Regions from separate parts of the Mus musculus genome. Here region 1 is linked to region 2. A link is a loop called in an ENCODE intact Hi-C map of the cell type or tissue named here. Cell type or tissue: left cerebral cortex. All regions are shown on one strand. Each heading gives the region's core, and the rest is flanking DNA. Links, peaks and the distances in the headings are about the cores only. Region 1 overlaps Gm36660 (a long non-coding RNA gene). Region 2 holds the start of 2310015A10Rik (RIKEN cDNA 2310015A10 gene).

What was found. A loop is a pair of places that touch in the nucleus more often than their neighbours do. Peaks named below come from ENCODE experiments on the same cell type or tissue, not always from the same donor. Only the 100,000 strongest peaks of a DNase experiment are listed, where the experiment ranks them.
Region 1: it touches region 2 in a loop (14-fold over the local background); 2 of 42 quality-filtered maps call a loop at or near these places.

The regions. Positions count from the first base shown.
Region 1 is chr12:80,066,069-80,077,548 of GRCm38, reverse strand. All of the region lies in intron 3 of Gm36660 (a long non-coding RNA gene), which reads left to right. Among named protein-coding and RNA genes, the nearest start is that of Gm36660, 14 kb to the left of the region's middle. In left cerebral cortex, for the core only: no CTCF peak of the experiment used is centred there; no DNase peak of the experiment used is centred there.
Region 2 is chr12:80,128,125-80,139,604 of GRCm38, reverse strand. It overlaps 2310015A10Rik (RIKEN cDNA 2310015A10 gene), which reads left to right and starts at 6,761. Exons shown (of 3, transcript NR_033514.1): 1 at 6,761-6,878; 2 at 7,646-7,791. In left cerebral cortex, for the core only: CTCF peaks have their summits at 6,454, 6,681 (motif pointing right) and 9,865 (motif pointing left); DNase peaks (open chromatin) are centred at 6,769, 6,913, 7,228, 9,869 and 1 more place; H3K4me3 peaks cover 1,129 bases; H3K27ac peaks cover 3,178 bases.

The DNA.
Region 1 (11,480 bases), core at 1,909-9,908, 62 kb after region 2:
GTGGGGCAGGGTGAAACCTGAGTCTAGTTCTCAGTCATATTCTTCAATAGCCTTAAAATTTTACATTTATTTATTTGAGTGTGTGTAGGGGAGCACATGCGGAGGTCAGAAGACAGCTTGTGAGGACTGGGTCTTCCATCATGTGGGCTCAGAGAATCATACTCAGGTCATCAGGTTTGGTGGCTGCTGAGCTGGCTAGCTGGCTCTCCAGTAACTTTTTTGGTGCCATTTTAAGAAAGATGGACCTGAATCCTCAGTTTATTTGTAAGTAGTCTAGCAGATCTTATCCGTATTCCTAACAGGAGGGATAAATGAGAATTACTTAGTAAACTGAGACTGTCAAATGTTGTTGACATTATTATTATTATCATCATCATCATCTTAATATGTTTTCTTTTTAAGGGGGAATCTGGCTTGCTCCAGTGGTGTGAGTCGTTTACTGGCCTGCCAAGTTTGATGGGAAAGCTTAGAGACTGTTTCCACGTGCAAGTTTACAACACAAAGGATTAGTTGCAGTGGTGGGAGGCCTTATGGCCAGGTGAGGATGGATTCTGGTGGAGGCTTTTGAATTCTTCAGATGAAATCCAGAGATGTTCCCTCGGGGGAAGAGTTATGGTACAAGAAAGTGCCTTACCTCCAACCCCCACCTTTGAAGGGCTCAGGCAAGACAATGTGAATCTGCAGACATGGTCACCAAATAGGTCCCTTCTGTGCTTCTGAGGGTCCAGCTAATGAGGCAGCATGAAGGGTGCTGTGAACAGGTCTCATAGATGAGGGCATGGGCTACACATACTCACTCTCATGTACTCCTGGGGTGTATAGGGAATGGATCTGGTACTCTGGAAGATGGATGACTACCCCTCTCCCCCCACTGTATGCTGCTCTTGAAGGGTCCCTACACACAACACTGAGGCTAAAATGTGGGTTTGTAATGAATAGCCTAGTGTGTCTAAAATGTGCTGGTTATGTGGGTCTATAGTTTCTGCCCTGAAATCCACTTTTGCTGACTTGGCTTTGGCTTCCTTGGTTGATCTTACTTTCCATATGCGGAGTTCTTATGTGTCTTAGTCCTTCCAAAACTAAGAAGCATGAACGTCAGGGTGACAATACTTAGATTCGAGTATTGGCTCTGCAGCTCACTAGCTGTGTGATTTGACAAATTAATCTCTCTTTCTCCATCTTTGGCCATGTGTATGTTTGTGTAGTCTCTCTCTCCCTCCCCCCTCCATCTCCTTCCTTCCTTCCTTCCTTCCTTCCTTCCTTCCTTCCTTCCTTCCCCCCCCTCTCTCTCTCTCTATGTACACACAAGCTCACGTGCACATACAATGTCTCTTGATGAACAGTGAGTTCACTGGCTATAGCTAGTCTGACTGCAGTTTGCTCCCGGGAACCTTCATCTCTGTCTTCTGAGCACTGGAATGGCGGGTTGTCATGCTCAATTGCATGAGTGAATCTGAACCCCAGTCCTTATACTTACGTGATGAGTGTTTTACCCACTGAGCCATCTCCAAACCTGCAATTCCGTTTTCTCTGTAGAATGGAGATGATGCTACCCCATAGACTCAGTTTGAGGATTAGGTTACAGTTTATAAAGCTTTTAGGTGAATGCTAGCACACGGTGGATGCTGAGCGCAGCAGGTGGCTTTAGGTTACTGGTGTCTCTGTGTCATCTCCTTTCTCCTGAGTCATTTTAGCTTGCAGCCTGTGCACAATGTGCTGGTGTAACTTGCCATTTTATTTTGTGGTTCTCCCTGACCCCTTGATAGCTCATAAATTACAAATGTATAGAAGCTGTCCTGACCTGAGTACATGATAGCTGTCTGAATCAGTTTCCTGTATGGAGGTACCCAAACCTGTCTGTTGCCATGGCTGTTCTAGGAGAGATGGATCCTCTTTAGGCAGGTGAGCCCAGCCTTACCTACCTGCATGCACATCCTTGTGTATCTGCCTTCAAATGTGTCACCGAGAATAGAACGCTTCCTGTAGCACATGAGACAGAGGCTCTCTGGAGAACAGATAGGATGTTTTTGGGTTGTGGTTGGTGGCTGGTAGCCTTGGGGTGTCCATGACTATCTGAAGCTCTCATTCTGCATGATAGGCAGGCTAGAGTCCGTCCGTATGTGTCTACAAAGGATATGCATGACCATCTTCTCATTCCTTGCTTTAACTATATTATTACCTGTCGTTAATAAAGATGGGAAATAGAGATAGGATAAATAGAAATGCGGATTGGATTTTGGCAATAGCTGTCTTCCTGAAACCCAAGGGGACTGTACAGGTATGTTGTATGTTTACCAAGAATCTTAAAAAGGCTCACATCTCGGATATCATCAGATCAGTTCTTGAAAAACCATCTGTCTTGGTTAGGGTTTCATTGCTGTTAAGAGATATCAAGCAACTTTTATTATAAGGGACAGCATTTAATTGGGGCTGGCTTACAGTTTCAGAGGTTCAGTCCATTATCATCATGGTAGGAAACATGGCAGTGTCCAGGCAGACATGGTGATGGAGAAGGAGCTGAGAGTCTCTACATCTTGATCTGAAGGCATCCAGGAAGAGTATCTTTCTCTTCCTCCCTGAGCAGAGCTTAAGCATAGGACCTCAAAACCCACCCCATAGTGATACACTTTCTCTAATAAGGCCCATAGCTCCTGATAGTGTCACTCCCTGTGGGCCAAGCATGCAAACACATGGATATATGGGGGTCCAAACCTATTCAAACCACTACATTGACCTAAGGACATGCCGTAGAATGTGCAGAAATGTGTTCTGCACAAAGATGTCTGCTATGAATCTGTTTATGCAGTGCCAGGAACAATGGCAGTGTCCAGCAACTCAGATAAAGTTGTACTGAAATTATAGGCATGTCAGTTCTGGCAGTTTCCATCCTTTTATAGGTTTGCAAATGCCTTGAAAAGTTAGGAGAATGAAGATTCCCAGCCCCTGCCACAAGCAATTCTGGTTTAATGGGTCCGGGATGGGGTCCAGATATCCATATTTTCAGCATGCCCTGTGTGACTCTTACTACAGATGTTCTGTAGATCAACATTTGGAAAACTGATAAACTTGATGGGATTTTGCCATCATTTAAAACGATGTTTATAGAAAGATTACAATAGTGTGGAGGAATGTTTTATAAATAAAAAAGTATGTAAAATTGTATATGTTACTCTGTATCCAATTATGAAATAGTTATATAAAGCAAAGTAAAAATATACAAAAGAGTAAACAGAGGTGGCCTCAGGGTGGTTGATAAATGGAGATTTTTTTCCCCTACATTCTCTAAAATTTCCAAAAGTAAATTAAAAAACAGAAAAAGTCTAAATCCATAGGGCTGGAAAAGTTGCTTAGTCAGTAACATGCTTGCATGAGGACAAGAATGTAACCCACAGAACCCACATGAAGCAGCGAGGTGTGGTTGCCCAGGCTGGAAAGCCCAGAGCTGGGAAGGTGGAAACATGTCCCTGGGACACCTAGCCAGGTAACCTAGCCAGAGTGACCCTGTCACACAAAAAGAGCATAAAAGCAAAGCAAAGAAAAACAGAAGAAAACAAAACCCCAAATAAACAGGATGGAGGCTGCCTGGGGAAAGACTCCTGCACACACACACACACACACACACACACACACACACACACACACCACACATACCACACACACATACACACACATACACACACTGTGCACACAATACACACACTGCACACATACACATACACACACTGTGCACACACACACACTGTGCACACAAATAACACACACACACACACACACACACACACACACACACACACCCCACATGATAAACTGGGCATGGTGGCAAACACCTGTTACTGCTTGGAAGCTGGAGGCAGGAGAATCAGAACTTCAAGGTCAATCACAGCTCAACACTGAGCCAGCCTGGGCTATCTGAGTCCCTGTCTCAAAACAAACCAAAAGCCATAAACCTGCTATTTGAAAACATATTTTTCTTGAAGCAGATTAAAGGATGTTTTGTTACCTTATTTCCTGGATTTATATGGGTGTTGGGGAGGGAGGTTTCATTTTCTTTGTAAATAATCTGAAATTAGCCAACATTGGACCATCTTCAGTTGGGCTCCAAGTCCCCATGGCAATGCTCCTGCAGGCAGCTGCACCCCAGACATTTTATAAACTCTCTGGAGTTCTAGAAGGGCACAGCCATCCCATTTGTTCTCAGTCAGATAATACGAACTCTTGGGGGCTGATAGCTTAGCAGTAAAACGTGAGCTTAGCGTCTACAAAGCCTGGCTTCAGTCTCCACCAACAATAGACAAAGAGTAGGTAAATTAACACATGTATGTGCACACATAAGTAGTAAATAAGTATTGAAGAATGCTCTCTCTCTCTCTGGTGTGTGTGTGTGTGTGTGTGTGTGTGTGTGTGTGTGTGTGTGTGTGTCTGTGTCTGTGTCTGTGTCTGTGTTTCTCTGTCTCTTTGTCTCCCTCTGTGTGTGTCTCTCTTTCTCTTTTTGAGACAGGGTTTCTTTGTGTAGCCCTCCGTGTCCTGGAACTCAGGCTGGCCTCGAACTCAGAGATCTGCCTGCCTCTGCCTTCTGAGTGCTGGGCTTAAAGGCATGTGCCAACACCAGCTGGCTGTTTTTAAGATTCTTTAGATATTACAACTTGGATAGGATAAGGAGACATTGCCTTAAGAAGTTGGACATTAGAAAAACCAAAGTCATTGTCTGAAAGAAGCATGGACTGCAGGGGCCACCACACAAAGTCCATTGTGGCCTTGAAAGTAGAGATGTGTTGCTCTGGGGCAGAGGTCTGGGGTGGGATATCAGCACCCTGTCTCTGTCTGCCAGCTGTGAGGGCATCTCTTCTTAGCTGGTGCATGGCTGTTTTCTGCATGTCTTCACTCTGTAAAGGGTAATATTTAAATCTCTTCTCAGGAGGATACGACTACTTGATCAAGACTTCATCTTGATTATCCCATTAAAGACCCTATCAGTCAGTAAACTGTTGGATGTGCCAGCACAAGGGCCTGGGGTTGGATCTCCAGTGCTCACGTAAGAGGTGGGTTATGGTGGCCAGTGTCTGTAGTCCCAGCTACAGGGTGGAGAGAGAGGCTTGGTGCCAGGAGGTGAGGCAGAAGAGCACAGAAACAGGAGGATCTGGCTGCTTGCTGGCCAATCAGACTGGCCAATCAGGCTAGCCAACTAGGGAGTTTCAGATTTAGTGAGAGACCCTACCTCAAAAAATAAGGTGGAAAAGAAGGAGGAAGTCATCATATTGGCCTCTGGCTCCTACATGTTCACCCTGTCACATGTCTATGTACATACAGATACCATAAGTGATCTTATCTCTAAATAGGTATGTGTGCATGTGTATGTTGTATATGTATATATGTGTGTATGTTTATGCTGTGTATGTGTGTGTTGTATATGTGTATATGCTTATGTGTAGTGTGTATGTGTGTGGTGTGTATATGTGCATGTATGTGACTTCTGTGTGCATATGTGTATGTGTGTGGAAGTTGATGTCAGGAATCTTCCTCTGCCTTCCACTATTCTACCTTATTCTTTTGAGGTAGGTAGGGCCTGTTAATCAATCCCAGAACTCCCTGGTTCATTTGGTCTCATACTTAGCTTGCTTCAGGGGTGCCCTGTCTCTGCCTTCTGAGACTGGAATAATAGGGAGACTGTGATAGGCTCCAATGTTTATGTGGGTTTGGGGACCCAAACTTATGTCCCTTTACTTGTGGAGGAAGTGCTTTAGCCTTGGCACGGTCTCCCAGTCCCATTGTTTTTCTTGAGACAGTACCATATGTATCCCAGGCTGGCCCCAAACTTGCTATTTAGCCAGCCTTTGAACTAATTGCTTTAAGCACTTGCATACTTTTCTGTAGTACATACCTATGGTATATCACTTAATTATTCTTTTACTAATTGTTATTTATGTTACTTCTGTTTCTCAATTTATGATAAACATGAGCACAATGAATATATCTGCTTATTTGCCTTTGAGAGCTTGTGTGAATAGATACCTACAAAATAAATTCTTAAGTGCAAAATAACCAGGACAAAGGGGATCTCTATATATTTAAAATATTGATACATTTTGCAAACTGCTCTAAAAAGTGACTGTTAGTTTACTTGCCAGATTATATGTCTGTCATTTTTTAATTTATTACAGTGCTAAGTAAGGCCTGTCACTTAGAGCCCAGAAGTGGACACAGAGGGACAAAGAACCTTCTGTGTTTGTCATGGGAGATGTGAATTTTATGACCCTCTCCTTGCCATGGTCCAGGCCCTCCAGGATCTCCTCTGATGTATGGGCAGCTCCTTGTGAGGCCACGCCCTAGTCACCCCCCCACCCCCACCCCCGGCCAGAGTAACCACCTTAGAGTGCCTCCATTCATGCTGCCATTGCTCATTCAGTAGGACTACTCTCTGAGGCCAAGCTAGGCTCAAAGAGGCATACACAAATAAGAAGAGGTGAGGAACCAAGTTTGCAGGGCTTTGAATACTAAATCAGGGGATTTCCCCCATTAGGGAACGATTCCTCTGGTTACCCAAAAAGAATTGGGTAAATGAGGCAGAAACATCAGAGAAATAAGACAACGAGCGCACCACAAAACTTCTTATGTCATCAACCATTTCCTTATTAAAAATGTTTTTTAAATAATATGCAAGTTTAACTACCAGGCAAACGGTCAGTTTTCCCTTCCCTCAGTTTATTACAGGTTGTACTAGAATGGTCTTCTTACAAAGTAATAAAATGTAAATGTGGCTTTTAGGTATGCTAATGCTTTAGGTTGGCTGAACACCAATTTCCCAGCGGGCTCTGCTCAGAGGAGCCTAAAGGAACCTATGAGAGCCCGGTAGGCATAAGAAGGAGAGGGGAGACCAAGTCCCCTATCCTAGTTTGAGAAAGTTGGGATTCCCCAGAGGGGACCCTCAGCCTTGTACTTCTTAGGGAATAGAAAATACTTGTCCCCAGGGCCACTGAAATGCACAGCATGTAACATCTGTACAGAAAAAGTGTGTTTGTTTCCCAAGGAGAAATTTAGAATAGGGTGAGATAAATAAGGAAGACTTTCAGGCTCAGGGCATTCAAGAAGGGAGTTATGGAACACATAGCAGGTGTTTTAGGTGGGAGAACAATTTAATTGTGTGAATAGTGTTACCTGTGTAAACTTAACTTCTTCTGTAAATCTGAGGTCATGATGTCATGGTCCCTTCCTTCCCCATCACTTTGGAGCCAAACCTAACTTGGCAATAAAATGTGACCCACCTGGAGAGAGGCAGCTTGCAGTCTTCACTGAGCGGCTCTGACAGGACAGTTGCAGGACATGGATGTGGTGTCAAGGGCCTGACCTAAGGTGTGTGTGTGTACTCTGATGTGTGGTCCCCTAGGAATTAGAATGAAAGACTGTTAACTTGTATTCATAGCTCTGTCCTGCAGGCATTTACCAAGTACTTTTCAAACAATATAATCTTTACAGTGACTCTACAGGACTGGGGTTCTATTATATAGATGAGGATACTGAGACTCCACCCTAATAAATGAAGTTGCCATTAAGGCTGAATCTAAGATCGCACTGTCTGGGTAACAACATCGAAGTAATGTCCTTGGTGAGAATGGCTTTAAAATCAAGCTGCAGGGTCAACATGGTGACACATAGCTTTAATCCTTATACTCAAGGGACAGAGTCAGGAGGAACTCATTGAGTTCGAGGCCAGCTTGATGTACATAGCCAGTTCCAAGCCAGATAGGGCTACACAGTGAGACCTTGTCTCAAAACAAACAGATAGACAGTCAAAACCTACAACAAAGCCAAAATCCCCAAATAAACAACAAGACAAAAAAGACAAACAAGACAAGATAAACAAACCCACATTGAAGATGGACGTCAGATGGGAGAGGCTCAAGGAGAAAAGCTGGAGGGAAGGTGGGATTGAATTGGAAGTGGGGGTAGATGGTGGCAGGGTGACATCTCAGATCAGGTAAATGGCCAGGGTTGGGGGCTAAAGGAGATCCAGGCCTCTCAAGTATAGAGTCCTGGAGAGGAGTCTTCAGTTTGGGCAGCATAGCCTGGCTCCCTAACCTGGCCTTTAACCTGTCTTGGTTTTCAGCCATTCATTCCCCTTTCTGTCCAAAGAGGAACAGCCACAGAAGAAGAAAGATCCCCTTCGCCTACTCAGTGTGGCAGGAAGAGGAACCTGGATGTGATTTGGATTTTTTAAAAAAGAGATCTTGCTTTGGTGTGGCCCAATGTAGCTTTTCACTTGCGGGTCTGATTGCAACCACAAGTGACTGCACCTCTGAGGGGACTCTTGGCAGCCACCTCTGAGGGTGGGGTTTTCCCCTCCCCAGCCTTGTGACTCCTCAGGTGCCTCCAGTTATCTCTACAGCCACTGGAGACTTCTTCAGGCCAAACTGAAGCATCTGACAAACATTCGAGGCCAGCCTGATCTACAGAGTGAGTTCCAGGACAGCCAGAACTAAGGCAGAGAAGCCCAGCTTCAACAAAACAAAACAAAACAAAACAAAACAAAACAAAACAAAACAGAAAAAAGAAAAAAGAAAAAAGAAACCATCAGCCTTCTAAAAAATGTGAACTGGATTCTGTTCTAGTCTTAGCTCTTTCTTGACTCATCTCCTCACTCTTCAGACCTCTTCCCTCTCCCTCCACAAATTAGTGGCTCCCCCACTTCCCACCCCATCCCTCCTTCCCTCCCCCTGAAGCCCTTTTTTCCCATGCATCCTTCTTACTTTTGAGCATGCTTGTGACCTGCTGAGTTTAATTAGGGTTGTTTGCATCAGTATGGGGGGGGGGTTGTGATGTACTGAAACATGGGTAACTCATTAGTGACTCCAGTACTGAAGAAAGTGACATCCTCTCCCCAGAGGTCATTAACTGTCAGGAGTCCCTTAGGCAGGAGTGGGGCCTCATGAGCTCCCCCAGCCCCCCAGATGAAAATTTGATGGACCCAGTGTTGTGCAGGTCTTTTATGGTAGCCATAGCTGCAGTTGAGTTCCTGAGTCCACTATCCATGTCATGTCCATGTTTTGTGGCACACCTCCCTATCCTCCGATCCCTATGCTCTTTTCACCCCCTCTTCTGAGATATTTGCTGCCATGTTTGGGGTCAATCTCTCTTCTGTTCCGTTTGGCTTCTCTTGAAGCCTGAGTGAAGTGGGATGAAGATGGGGCAGCCACGGATGCTGAGAAGAGTATGGAGTATAACGGCAAGAGGATGCTGCTGTCTGCTCATCGCCTAGGACAGAAAATCTGCCTTCCTACCTGCTCTGATTCTGTTTTACTGGAGAAGAGGACCTGCTGTATAGCAAGGCTCTTTATTCCCATAATTCTCTGTCTCTAGGCCATTCGAGTACAGCCCAAACTTCAGTGGCAAAGAAGAGGCAAGTTTCAGAAGCATGAACAGGGACACCTGCTTTCTTGTTTTGATAACGGATGAAAATATCTTCCCTTTGCTGCTGTTGCTACGCTGAATCAGGATTGAGAAGTTAGAGTATCTCTTACCTGATTGGCTTAGGACCACTTGCAGTTCATTGGTCAGAGTCATTCAGACGCCCCTCCCCTCCTCCTCCTCCTCCTCCTCCTCCTCCTCCTCCTCCTCCTCCTCCTCCTCCTCCTCCTCCTCCGACTGCAAAGCATTCTGGGAAATTCAGGGTCTTCCATGGATAATTAGTGGGTGAAAATGGACTCCCCCCCACCCCCCGCATTTTCCTCATCTCTGAAATGGATGGTTGAACTGGATAACCTACTTCCAAGAAGGTATTACTCTTGCGTTCCAGGATTGTGTGAGCCAAAGGCTTGACACCTAGGCATGTGACAGTGTTCCAGGAGACCGTTCCCATCTTAAATGGCAATTTATTCCCCCATTCCTTCCCAGACCCTCTCTGAATTTTTTTTCCTTTTGAAACACCCCCTTGAACTTCCAGGTCCCAAATATTTCCAGCCTGTGAGATAAAACAGCCTCAGCCTCTGATTGTCACCAGATCAATGCAAACATTTTACTTTACTTTCTGAAAGAAAGGGGACTTTTCTTGGAGCACGACAGAAATGAAGTGTTGACAGGCAGGCTGCTGCAGGCTTGGACCACCTCAAACCACCTGGCCAGGGGCATTCTCCTCTTTGGCATCTCTATAAGGAAGGTAGAAACAATTCTAAGATTCCCTCATTTGATTTCTCCTTTTTCTATGTTTCTATCCTATTCCCAATCGGGGTGAGATCCACACTAATTCCTAATGTGTGTGTATGTGTGTAAACAAAGATGTGTTTGCAGCTGGGTACAGTGTACCTGCCTGCGATCCCAAGAAAGTGGCAGGATGAAGCAGAAAGATCATGAGCTGGAGGCCAGTCTGGGTGACTTCGACCCTCTCTCCAGATAAAAGTCAGAAGGGATAGAGTACCTCAGCCATGCTTGCTTGCCAAGGTGCTTCAGGGTCAGTCTCTAGTATAGGGAAGTATGACTTACTCAACCTGGGGAAACACTGTCCTATTTGACAGATCAGGAATGTGCCAGAATCTCAGTACTCATGATTCTGAAGGACATTTGACAAACTCTCACAATCTCAGGAGGAAGGATTGAGGCCTAGCCATGTCTTTGATAGCATCATGTCACATGCTGTCACTCTGACCTCAGGCAGGCTCCAGTTTTGATAACTAAACTTCTGTCTTCCTCAGGAGTCTGTAATGACCCTCCCTCTCCTCCCACCTCCCCACCCGGAATCTCTGTCCTTTCAGAAGAGATCCTTCTGGGTTCACCACAGGCGTACTCATGTCCTCTGCAGGAATGTCTGAGGCCTCTGGGCATTGCCATTAAAAAACAAAACAAAACAAAAACAACAACAACAAAATACCCCTGCATAGCCTGTCAGCCGGGCACCACCCCAACTGTGTCAGAAGCTATGGATTCCAAGAGATCTGGTAGGCTCCAGTGTTCCATGGCTGCTAGAAAATCTTGGACGTTCCCTTTTATTAAGAGGTGCCGTATAAGTTTCTCCAGGATGGTAAAGCTTTGCTCAGTAAAACATGCAGAAGGTGATGTTCTGTGACTTTTGGGTTTGGCTATATAAGACCCCACAGCTTCTGTCTGGCCCTCCTGGAATGCATGTGGGGAACCCAGATGCCATGCTACAAGAAGCGCGAGGCACTAGGACAGGCCACAAGCACTTCTTCAGTCCTGGGGGGTGGGGGGAAACCAAGTGTCAGAATCAAGGAGGTCTGAGACAGTGCATGAAGAAGTCTATTGGTAAGTCTAGATTCCAGTATTTTACCCTCCCCTGCTGACATGGTTGAGGGAGAGGGCTATCCCTTGTAGGGCCCTTTGTAAATTTCTGACTCTGAAATCTGTGAATAGGAGAAAATGAATGGGTTTGCTACAGCACCCGATTTGAGGTAGTTTATTGCATAGTCATTGATAATTGGAAAACTATTGTTCTTCGGCCATTAATACAAGCATGGATGGGATCAAATGTCAACTTC
Region 2 (11,480 bases), core at 2,018-10,017:
GTTCTCAGAGATGTCCTGGCTTTACTGGACCTACCTGTTACCCTGCCTGACCCTTGGTGTCCCTGGGATAGGCAGGGGCTCATCATGGCTAAACAACAAGGCTGTATTCCCCAAGTAGGTGGCCCCGCCCCACCCCTGAAATGGAAGATGGTAATCACTCACCTTCCCACGCACCCCATTTCCCCTGCCTGATTCTCTGAAGGGCACCTGGGGTTTCTTCAGGTCAGTCAAGTTATCTGGGGCAAGATCTGGCTTGCCCCCTCAATTCTCTGTTATGGCAGTCCCCGGGGCAGTTGCACAAGGTGTGAAGAGAAGAGGCTCGAAGGGTTCGCTTCAGTTCAGGCGGAGGCCCATGGGCCACCAGGACCTAGAATCCCCATCCAGTTCTCTTCCTTCTCCAGACCCCAGTGAACCCACTTGGACCTAGTGAGGACAGCTCCCTCCAGCTCTTCTGTGAGTTTCCTGGAGGCAGGAGGGACTTCCTGTCTGTGGACAGGTGGGCTGAGACCAGGCAGGCAGGGGAGGGCGGGAGAGAGGCTGGAGCATGGCTGGGTTGGGGACTCTGATGATTTTGTCTCTCGATCCTCGGCAGGGAGCCTGGCTAGAAGCCTGCACCGTACACTGGGGACCATTGTGGGCTCTTTTAGGAAAAACAACAAATGCTGGCTTGTTTGGGGGATGGGTTGAATTGTGTCTGTTAAATTCTGCGGTGAGCCAGACCACAACGCAAATCCTCTGCGTACTAGCCCTGCGGCCTTGGGAGAGTCATTGGTAAAAATCTTATTAGTTTAAGGAACACACACCTAGAACCCCGATAGTGCCCTGTTAGGGAACAAGGGAATGGTGACAGTGTTCGACCCTGAGAAAACCCCTGCCATTCAGCTCAGCCCAGCACCCCACAATGTCTCCTGGGGTGATACCGTAGTGCCCTGGTGAGTATAGAGGGTTATCTCCTTTCCTTCTGTCTTCTTGACTGGACAATTCTACCTACCTTCCAGATACTCACCTGTGCAGGTAGGGGTGGTAGGCTCATGCTATTAGCCTGCTTTGTCAGGAAGTCTGCTTTGGTGGAGATGGACAGAGACAGATGAAGGATGTGAGATGCACCTGAGAATCTCCACTCTCTAGCTGCCCACAGATTGGGTACCACCCCAGCCTTGCTGATCGTATGTGGCCATTGCTGGCCTGGTCCTCAAGCCACAGTAATACTTAGCTATTTGTTTTTGCAGTCCTAAGGGTCAAACCCAGGTTTCTCACATACCGTGTGAGTGTTCTACTAGAATTACAGTCCATCCTTGCTCTATTTTAAGCCCTTTAGAGCACAGGGACTCATATTTGTTATGCTCAATCTTTAAATCCTTGTTGCCCAGTAGAGTGGCTTGCATTGAGTGAATGAATGAATGAATGAAATCCCAGATCCCAGGCAGGGACACGTCTTAAACAGGATACACGGATAATGTACACTGTCTTGTCTAGGGACTGCCAAGTGGACAGCCCAGGTAGGCATTCTAGGTCTTATGGCCTTCAACTGCACTGGAGTTGAGTGTTGGCAGGGCCACTCATGTCTTAGCTTCCTTGATATGACTAATCCTTTTCTCTGAGGTGAGGGTCACCTCATGTGGGCTGGTACCCAGAACTGCTGGTGTGAAAGATGCTGAGCTCAGCATCTTGTTGTTGCCTGTTGGGAACTCCCACTGTCCTGTTCCCTGGTTCAGCATGAACTTCTGTCCTTGGAATTGAGCTCTGTGAGGTAGAGACTACAAGGCTCTAGGCATAAAGAGTGTCTTCATGTGTGCCTGGTGATTGAACGTCCCTCTGCTGGTGGCTCTGACTGAGCTGCCCAGGGTTATTGGCTGGGAACAGAACTCCTTCCCCAGTCTCCTTCTCAGGCTCCAAGCCTTTGGACAAGACGTGAGGAAGGGTTTGGGCCCCAGAAGTGTCAAGGCCCTTGGATGGCAGGGCTGGAATTCCTGAGAATGTAGTCTTTGTAACCACACTCTGGCCTTGTCTGGAAAACAGTGACTAGACCACCTCACCCACATTTGGGAACGTGTGCTGAGAAGTGACCTCAGAGACGAGGGAGCTGGCACCTCCTCACGGAAGCAGCCTTATTCCTGGGCATGAATGCCATGATGAGGCCATCTGGGGAACAGATTTACACAGTTCACTTCTTCATACTCTGGACTCAGGCTGGAACAGAGCCTCCTTTCTGCCGTGAATTTGCTGTGACCTTTGGGTATTGCATGTGTGTCCCAAGTCTTCCCAAATGTAGGAAGGGGACATACATATGACCATAGAACATTATTTAACCATAAAAGGAAGTTAATATCGATGCATGTTACCACGTGGACAAACCCAGTGTGGGTAAATGAAAGAAAGTAGACACAAAAAGCCCTGGATATCTGAGGGTCCAGAACAGGGAAATCCATTGACAAGAAGTATACTGGTGACTTCTGGAGGTTGTGGGAGGGATGCGACATAGAATAGCTGCCCAGTGGGCATGGGCTTCCTTTAGGGTCGATGAAAACATAAAAGCTTGCCAGGCAGGGAGGCACAAGCCTTTAATCCCGGCAGTAGGCAGAGGTGTATGGATCTATGTAAATCCAGGGCCAGCCTGGTCTACATAATAAGTTCCAGGTCCAGCCAGGGCTAAATAGTGAAATCCTGTCTCAAACAAACAAACAAACAAACAAACAAACAAACAAAAAATGGAACTAGCTACAGATAGAGAGTCACACAATGTTAGTAATATATGAGAACCATGGAGTTGTTCAGTGTTTTCAAAAGGCTGCCACTTATTCTCCAAGTGCTTGGAAAGTCTCCAGGAAAAGCCAGCTGAGCTCAGACAGCAGGCATGGCAACTGTCCTTAGCCTGGTGGTTATTCAGCTCTTGGCCTCATTGGACCAGATGACAGGAGTTCCAACAGGACCCAAGGGGACAGGGATAGTTCTTCTGATGGGTGCATCCCTTAGTCAGAGACAGGGCAGCATCTGCTTTGCCAGATGGGAATCAGGATTCCTAGGCCGCAGAGCTGGCCCTTCAACACCATCTCTGAGTCTGCCCACATCAGTGTCACCTCTCTCCGTGGCTGATCTTTTCTCTGTCCGGGGTATCGTGTGGAGGACTGTAGTGCTTGTGACCACTGCATGTGACATGTGACCGTTGTCTCTATCACAGCGTGCTCTTTGGTGAGAGGAGACGGTCAGGCACTGGGCCCCTTATCTCTTGGTCTTGTGCCTGGAGTCTGTCATGCAGTCAAGCGAACACTCCTGTTGCGCTATATTTCCAAGACTCCATGCCTGGCATGGGCTAGGCGCTCGGTTAACGCCTAGGGGAGGCACAGGAGCTCCATACGTGCATAGTGAGTGCCAGCACCTGCCCACTAGGTACTGCCAGTCAGTGAGGGACGCCAGACCCTAGGCTATAGAACGCCATCAGACTCTAGGTGAATGCCATCAGACTCTAGGCTCTCGAATGCCATAATAAAGTTTGGATTTAGACCTGTCTGCCCCAATTCAGAGTCCTCTTCCTATTCTGACCCACACCATCCAAGCCTGTGTCCTGGCCTTGCAGTTTGCAGGATGCAGTTGCAGGAGGAGTTGCTGGAACAGCGTTCAGCTTTGCAGCCTCCGGACCCTTTCAGACCCCCAACCCCTTCCACGCTCAGGCTCTCAGCAGCCCCACCCCACCCCTGGAAACTTTTCTCAGACTCAGCCACCACCGCAGCCAGCTCCCTTTCCTGAGAACCTCTGTCATAAACAAGGCAAGGCCCTCATTTGCCTGCCTCTCCGCCCCCACCCTTCCTCACCTAAGGGAGCCTCAGTTATAAATATGGGGGTCACACCTTATACTCATATTCAGCACCTTTCATCTGGGGTGCTCCTGCAGGCTGAGAGGCTAATTAACCTTCTCCCTGGGTAGGGTGAGTAAGAGCTGCCGTCCCAGCCTGGGAGCGGCCTAGCACACATGGGGCTGGCCTTCCTGGGGAGAAAGAAATAGGGTGAGCTGACATCTCCGGCCGCCTACCTCTCCATACTCTTTGTCATGGGACTTCCGCACACAGATCCCCATTCTCTGGCTCATAATGAAGGCCATTTATTGAGTGCTTACTATATGCCTAGGGCTTGCTAAACTTCCACCTATTAAATGTTAACCACATGTGCTGAGCACCAGGGCGGTTGTGAAATTGCACTCGTGGCTCCCATGATGGGGCTTGACTCCCGGCTTGCCAGAGGCCAGTACTTCCACACATGACCTCATGAGAAGCCCTTAGTGCCTGGCACCGAGTCAGCACCCGAGAAGTGATCATTATTAATCTTCAGAATCTTCCGACGAGGCAGAATGCTGTGCTCTCCCCATTTCCCAGATGAGGCAACTGAGGCTCAGAGAGATTAAGTTACTTGCTGCTGGAGATAACCCAGAACTGGTTTTGAATTGGAAAGTGACTTACTTTGTTTCTTTGTTGTTGTTGTTGTTCTTATGTGTTCCTCTCCCTGGCTCAATGGGCCTGGAATCCATGGACTCCCCCCCCCCCGCCCCCCAAGACATAACACTGGAGTGGTATGGGGGCCCTAGATAAACTTTCCTGTCTTCTTTATCCCAGACTGAGTGCTGGGAGGCTGAGCTTAGTTATCCTGATTCCCCCATTCTTCTGATGAAGAAAGGGTTATGCAGGGTGCAGGGACCAATAGAGAATGTTCTCCACAGAAGCCTGAGCAGTAGACAGGCAGAGGCTGTCTGTCCCATCCTCATCTTCAGCTTGGCATGGGCACCCTACAGGCAACAAGCATCCTGACAACAACATTTGTGGTTGCTGTGTGCTAACCCGGCCAACCCTAGAGTCATTAGGGAGGGGAATAAATAGGAGGGGTGAGAACCGAGACTCAGGGAAAGATAGCGTGTCCCCCTATCTGCTCTCCAAAGTGCTTGGAGCGGCAGGGCAAAGCTAGCATGAGCTTGCACGCATCCTTTGAGGTCCTCCTCACATGTTGGAATTGTGACATCAGCCCCAAGCATACAACAGGCCCTTAACAATGTTCACAGAAGAAATTGGCCCCAGACAAAACATGAACTGCATGGGTGGGAAGATGGCACGCTGTCTTCTTACAACTGCCCAACGCATCTGGTTATATCAAATATGATTCTCCCTCAGGCTTCAAGGAAGGGCTGAAACAAATCGGACTCAGTCAGTGAGAAGCCCAGGAGTACCTGGCTAGGGTTCCTAAAGGTGAGGTAGCATTCTGGGTGTGGCTAAGATCTTGGGTCCCAGGGTCTCTTCTTAAGAGGGAGGTCCTGGGTACCAGATGTCTGGACCTTGCCCATTGGTCTCTCTTCTGTTCCCATAGCTTTGTCCTTCAGCCTTTGGATGGGTGGCAATGCTCTGGTCCCCTCTGCTCACCACACCCAGCGCTTTCTTGGGTTCTCTCCAGGACCTTCCTGCTCCCTTCTTCTAGACCCCTCTTTAGAATTTCCACAGAAAGGCCTTTTGTGACAGCTTCCACACAGCCCAGTATAAATCACACATGCTCCTTGATTCGCAGTGAAGCCCTGTCCCAACAATCCCTTCAATGAACTGAAAAGGCCAGGTAGCGTGGAGAGTACACCTGCTTCCGTAACGTACCAGACGTCACCACTGTGCCATGCAGTACACTATAGACCACTGTCTGCTTCCCACTCACGACTGTAGGAACTTCCCGCAGAAGAATACTGTGTTTATTGCTAGTCCGGGGGAAAACCCAGAATTAAAAATTCAACTGTGGTTTCTACTGAATGTATATTATTTATGTTTCACCTTACAGGTGAAATTATGATAAACTGGGGACTGTTTGTAGTTCCCTATTTATGTCTTCTTTCAGTGCCTTAATATTTTCCTCTATAAGAACATGGAAACTTTTCCAAACTGGGCCTGGTGAGATGGTTCAGTTTGGTGAAGGTGATTCACAGGCCTGATGATCTGAGTTTGGTTAGAATCTACAGAATCCACATGTTAGAAGGAGGGAATCCAGTCTTGAAAACTGCCCTGATTTAAATAACTATATAAAATATATACACACATATACATATATGCATATATATTTTATAAGTGAATTAAAACTTTTTCAAGGGGCTGGAGAGACGGATAAGCAGTAAAGGTCATTGGCTACTCTTCCAGAAAACCCAGGTTCAATTCCCAGCACTCACGTGCTTACAACCTTACAAGCTTACAGCCATCTGTAATTCCAGTTCAGGGGATTTAAAAAGTCCTCTTCTGGCCTCAAAGTGCACTGCAGGCACACGGTACATAGAAATACATATAGGCAAACAGCCGTACACTTAAGATTTAAAACTTTCTCAAGTGTCATCTTAGATTTGTGAAATTATCCCGCTAAGTGCCATATGGTTGAGAGCTCCATCAGGGTCCTCTGTGCTCTGTCTGCATACTGTATACTGGAGTGGATGATAGAACCCTGGCCTAAGTAAGTGGGCTGAGCTGGTAGATTCAGGACCAGCGGCCAACAGCAGCAACATTCACCCTGGAATGCCATAAAATACAAACTCTGAGTTGGAGTCCGACCAACAGATGGGAAGACGCCTAGGGAAGTGTGGTGTACGCTTTTGAGAACCCTGTAGAAAGGGTCTCAGTGCCCGGTGGTCCAGGGCAGTTAGGATGGCCCCGCGTGTGCCATTCGGCACACTGGCCAGTGGAGGGCAGTGTTGCCACGCCCATCGAACGACCTCGGCTGCTTGAGCGGCGTGAAAGGCCGGCTGGGGAAGACCGGCGGGGCGGCCGCAGTCTGCTCGCCCGGGCGACAGACGCTCCGAGATGCCGAAGGGCCAGCAGCGGCCCCGAAGCTCCGGGCTGGCCGCGCTGTCGCTCTGCCGCGCCCCGGTCTCGAAGGTTCGCGAGGCTCCAGGGCGCAGGGGAGGAGGCTCGCTCGGGCCGGCCGGGGCAGCCTGCCAGAGAGGGCGGCGGAACCTTGACCGCGGCCCCGGAGGCAAAGGGCAGCCTCCGCGTGATGCCTCGGCGAGCAAAACAAGCCGGCCATCTTGGCGCCCTTAACCAGCTCCTGGCCGCTCCGGGCGCGGCCAGGGGTCCGGCCACCGAGCCCCGCGGCGGGCCTGGGATTTGGAAACCGTAATGCCATGGGCGTGGGGAGGAATTTCTAAGAACGGGAAGAAAACTCGAGGCCCTGGCACGTTCCCTGGGGTGTTTGGAAATGCCATCAGTTAGCCATTAGTAGGCAGGGCCAGCGCTTCGGTCAGTGATTGGATTTGTCCCAGTCGCCTCCTAGTTCTTTTTGCCCTATATTCAAAGAGCTTAAAAGTCATGGGTGGTTGAAGTAGGTCAGAGTGATCACCAGGCTGTTGTTGCCTGGCAGCCCAGTGGCAGGGTCCGAGACAAGGTGGTATTCCAGTAGATGCCCTCGGGCCGTACCAACCCAGGGTCAAGGACTAGCTGCTCCAGTGCTATATGTGATCAGCTCATTTCCAGTTTCTCAATCATTCTGATGTCATCCGAGGGACAGAAGACCCCACGGCTCCTCCTCTTTGCCTAGTTTACACATCGGGGTTGTTCTAGCATTTGTAGTTTTCAGGTTCTAGAATATTCTTTTCCTCTGTCAGCCCCCACTAAGAAGCTTTCTTGATTTCCCCCTTTGTTTCCAGTGAAGGTGCCTCTTCCTGGCTAGCCCACCTACATGCTGTCATCACTGGGCTTCTGCAACTCTCAGTCTTTGTGGCTGCACCCTTCCCTTCTGAATCCTGAGGACCCATGAGTGTCAGGCCCATCATGAAATTGGTCGTCTTACTGGGTACGTAGGTCATGCAGGAACGGGTCCTTGCAAGAGGACTACCAAGCGACTGAATAGGTTTTAATCTGGATTGGGGCCTAGGAGTTATTCACAGGTGTTTTGAACCTTCAGCACAGGAGTATGTATAATGGTGTTTCCTTAAGCCCTGTAATGGAATCCTTTTGTGTGTTTACTGAAAGTTATTCTGAGTAGAACTGTCAGGGTGTGTGCGGTAGGAACCAAAACCATAGGTGTGAACCAGACTGAGAAGATGGGCCCTCAGAGCCCCCTCTGTGCAATTCTGTATGGCTTGGGCTATGGGCAAAGGGAAGACAATCAGGCTGGCAGGCTCAGGACCAACTGAAGACCGGCCTAAGCCGGTGGTTCTCAACATGTGGGTCGCGCCCCCGGGGGGTTTGTCAAAGGACCCTCGGAAGACACAGATATTTACATTATGATTCACAACAGTTGCAAAATTACAGTTATGAAGTAGCAATGAAGGTGATTTTATGGGTTGGGGGTGTGTGGGGGTGGGTCACCACAGCATGAGGAACTGTGTTAGAGAGTTTCAGCATTAGAAAGGCTGAGAACCGCTGGGCTAAGTGCTTGGCAAGACTTGGGGTGTAGGCTGAGGGTCCCAGGAAGAGGCAGGAAAGAAGAGCTTGGGACAGCTTGGAGAAGGTTTATGCCTACGGAGAGATCCTTTCTTGTTCCTTTTAAAAGATGAAACCCAAAGTTGTCCCATGAAGGACTCCTGAAAACCCCTTTCAAGCCTCGGCCACAGATGATCTGCGGAATGCTCATTAAGGGGGAAACAAAGAGGTGGTTTTGTTTATTTATTTAAGGGGAAAAAATAAATGAGCTGTGACAAAACAATTTGAAACCAGGCCCTCTGAGACCTGGGCTTTCACTTCCTTGATGGGAAGTGAAACAGAGAATGAATCCCCCTCCAAATAAAAGTGAAGTTAATAATCAGACAAGCTCAAGCCCTGGCCACATCCTGTGTCAGCTCCCTCCCTCCCTCCCTCCCTCCCTCCCTCCCTCCCTCCCAGGGCTCTCTGTTTATAGCTGCTGAACCCGCCTTCCCAGCCTTGAGCAGGCTTAACTCTTTCCTCCCTGCCTAGGGGAAGCCTCAGTCTGCTCTGACTGAAGAGGCCAGCCTCACAACCTTCAGAGTAGACATGGCTTCAGTAAGGGGATGACTGTCCCCATGTCTGTCCCTGTGGGACCGTCCTCCAGTTCAGCTCCTGGCCATGTGCTTAGATAGCCAAGCTTAGGTTGCCCTGCAGAAAACCCTCAGTGTCCCCTTTCCTTTTGATGTCTCCATGGAAAAAGCAGATATGTCCACTGCCACTGCAGATTCATGCAGCCTTTGTGGCCTGGTGGCTTCTGGGAGAGCTGCAATCTGAGGGATATAGGCCCAAGTCTTTGGGGTTCTGGGCCTGAGTTGGAAGCACTAGTCTGCACATGTCTTTCTACTTCCAAGGTCTTCTGTATGTTTATTCCAGAGCCCCCTCCATGCTGTCAGTGGTAGTCTGTTCCCATTGGGTCGGGGACTCTTGCTAAGCCTATGGACTTTCTACCATTCCAAGCAACAGCTTTGTCTATAGAGCAAAGGTTAGGCTCATTTTGTGGCTTGTCCAGTGTTTCAAAGCTAACAGATGGGATTTGAAGCCAAGCTTTTTGGCTTCCAAACCTGGTGCCTCAGCCCTTGCTCCCAAAGTCTCTCAGAGATTGCTGTCTTCCTTGGAGTCATAAGTTTTGAAAGTTTACTAACTCATTGTATGGGTCTCAACACCCATGGGCTTTCTGAGCTCATTCTAGCCTTGTTGTGAGCTCTCCCCACTTCCCGGGAGCCCACCTAGGGAAGGAGACAGAGCAGGAGGAACTGTTGTGGCTCCTCCATCCTGCCTTCCCTTGGCTCTTCGGACAGTGGTTCCAAGGAAAGGAGGGGATAGAAAGCAGACTTTGAGTTCTTCATCCCTGCATTGGATTGGCTCAGGCCTTAGGAGTCGGGACTCAAACATGGCTGAAGCACATCTCTGGTCAGGTCCTTTGGTGATCCCTCTAGTCCTTCCTTGAAGGTGTGTTGTACTGCCCCCTGCTGTGTGGAGCCCTTCATGGCTTGCTTGCCAACCAGGGTCAACAGCCCTATCAGCACCAAAACCAATCCAGCCTTTAGGAGTGGGTATGAGTTCACCTCCTATAGTTCTACATCGCGTGCGCACACGCGTGCGTGTGTGTGTGTGTGTGTGTGTGTGTGTGTGTGTGTGTGTGTGTGTGACTCAAAGCCATGGCTCAGAGCATGCACTGCCCTGTTCATCAGCTTCTAGCTGATTTAGCCGGAGGGAAAGATCCCATCCTCCAAGGTGACATGTTCTGGACCAGAGGGTGTGTCCTAGACCTCTGGGGAGCATAGTAGCGTCGGCTTCTCCAGTGCCAGGCAGGATACCAGGCCCAAGGATGTTCAGAATAGTCTGCCTTTCTATTTATTTTTTGATGTTTAAGGAAAACCTTGGATAGTGGAGCGTCGTGGCTCGTGCCTATAAACCCAACACTGAGGTGGGAAGGCCCCTGTGGGTCTGTGGCCAATTGGGGCTACAAAGTGAGATGCAGGCCCTGTCTGGAAAATAAAACAAGTGCTTGCTTTGGCAGCAAATATACTGAAAACAAAAACCAAGGAGGAGGAAAAAGTGGAAGCATCTCTAACTTAGAGCACCCAGGGTGGGGTGTCTGCTGCTAAGAGCGTCGCAGGCTAAGGCTGCCGTTTGCAGAAGACAGCCACACCATGTGGTGATTCTTAATAGAAAGGCTTGATAGTTTGCCTTTTGCTAAGGGGGTTAAAAAGTTCATTGTGTCTTAAAATGCTTTAATTAAAGCCATTGAAAAATAATTTTATGGAACTTTAAAAAAATTAAATGTGGTTCCCCATCCTGCAATGGCCCAGTGCCATGAGAGAAGGGATTCCCATCCTTGGTCCTCACATAAGAATAGGGAAGGGTTTAGGAACCTCTCTGCCCCCCCCCCCCCATAAGCCTGTCCTGACTCCTCACCCTAACAGACCTTTCTGTGACCTCATCTGTAGTCGGAGATGGTGTGTGTATGGGAAGTAGTGTGTTGCAAGATCCAAAAAGACAATCATTGAATTAAAAATAATTCCAACTTTATGAGCTTAAGGTTTGGTACAATTTTAAAGACACAGGAGACCAGAAAATGTTAAAACAACCAACCAACCAACCTACCCACCCACCAATCCACCCCCCACCCATGGGCCTATTATCCATCTTGAGCATCATGAGCTCATAGGCAAGCTTGTTCACTTACAGCCCCAGCCACCACCTCCTTGTACCATTTTTTTTTTTTTTTTTTTTGGTATTTGATTTGCTTTGAAAGGGCATGGCTACACAGAGAAACCCTGTTTTGAAAACCAAGGGGGAAGAAAGTTGGGAAGCCCAAGCTACATCCTGAGCCCCACTCCAAACTTTGAAAAAAAAAATCCTAGTTCACATTTAAAAAAAATACATCTGCCCTAAATAGAGTATCATAGAGTATCAGTATGGGGTGTAGAGATGGCTCAGTGGGCAAAGGCACTTGCTGTCCAGCCTGCTGACCTGAGTTTGATCTTTAGGACAGAGTGGACGGAGAGAACCCACTCACACTAGTTGGTCTCTGACCTCCATATGGATGCTACAGCCGATATACCCCCCCAA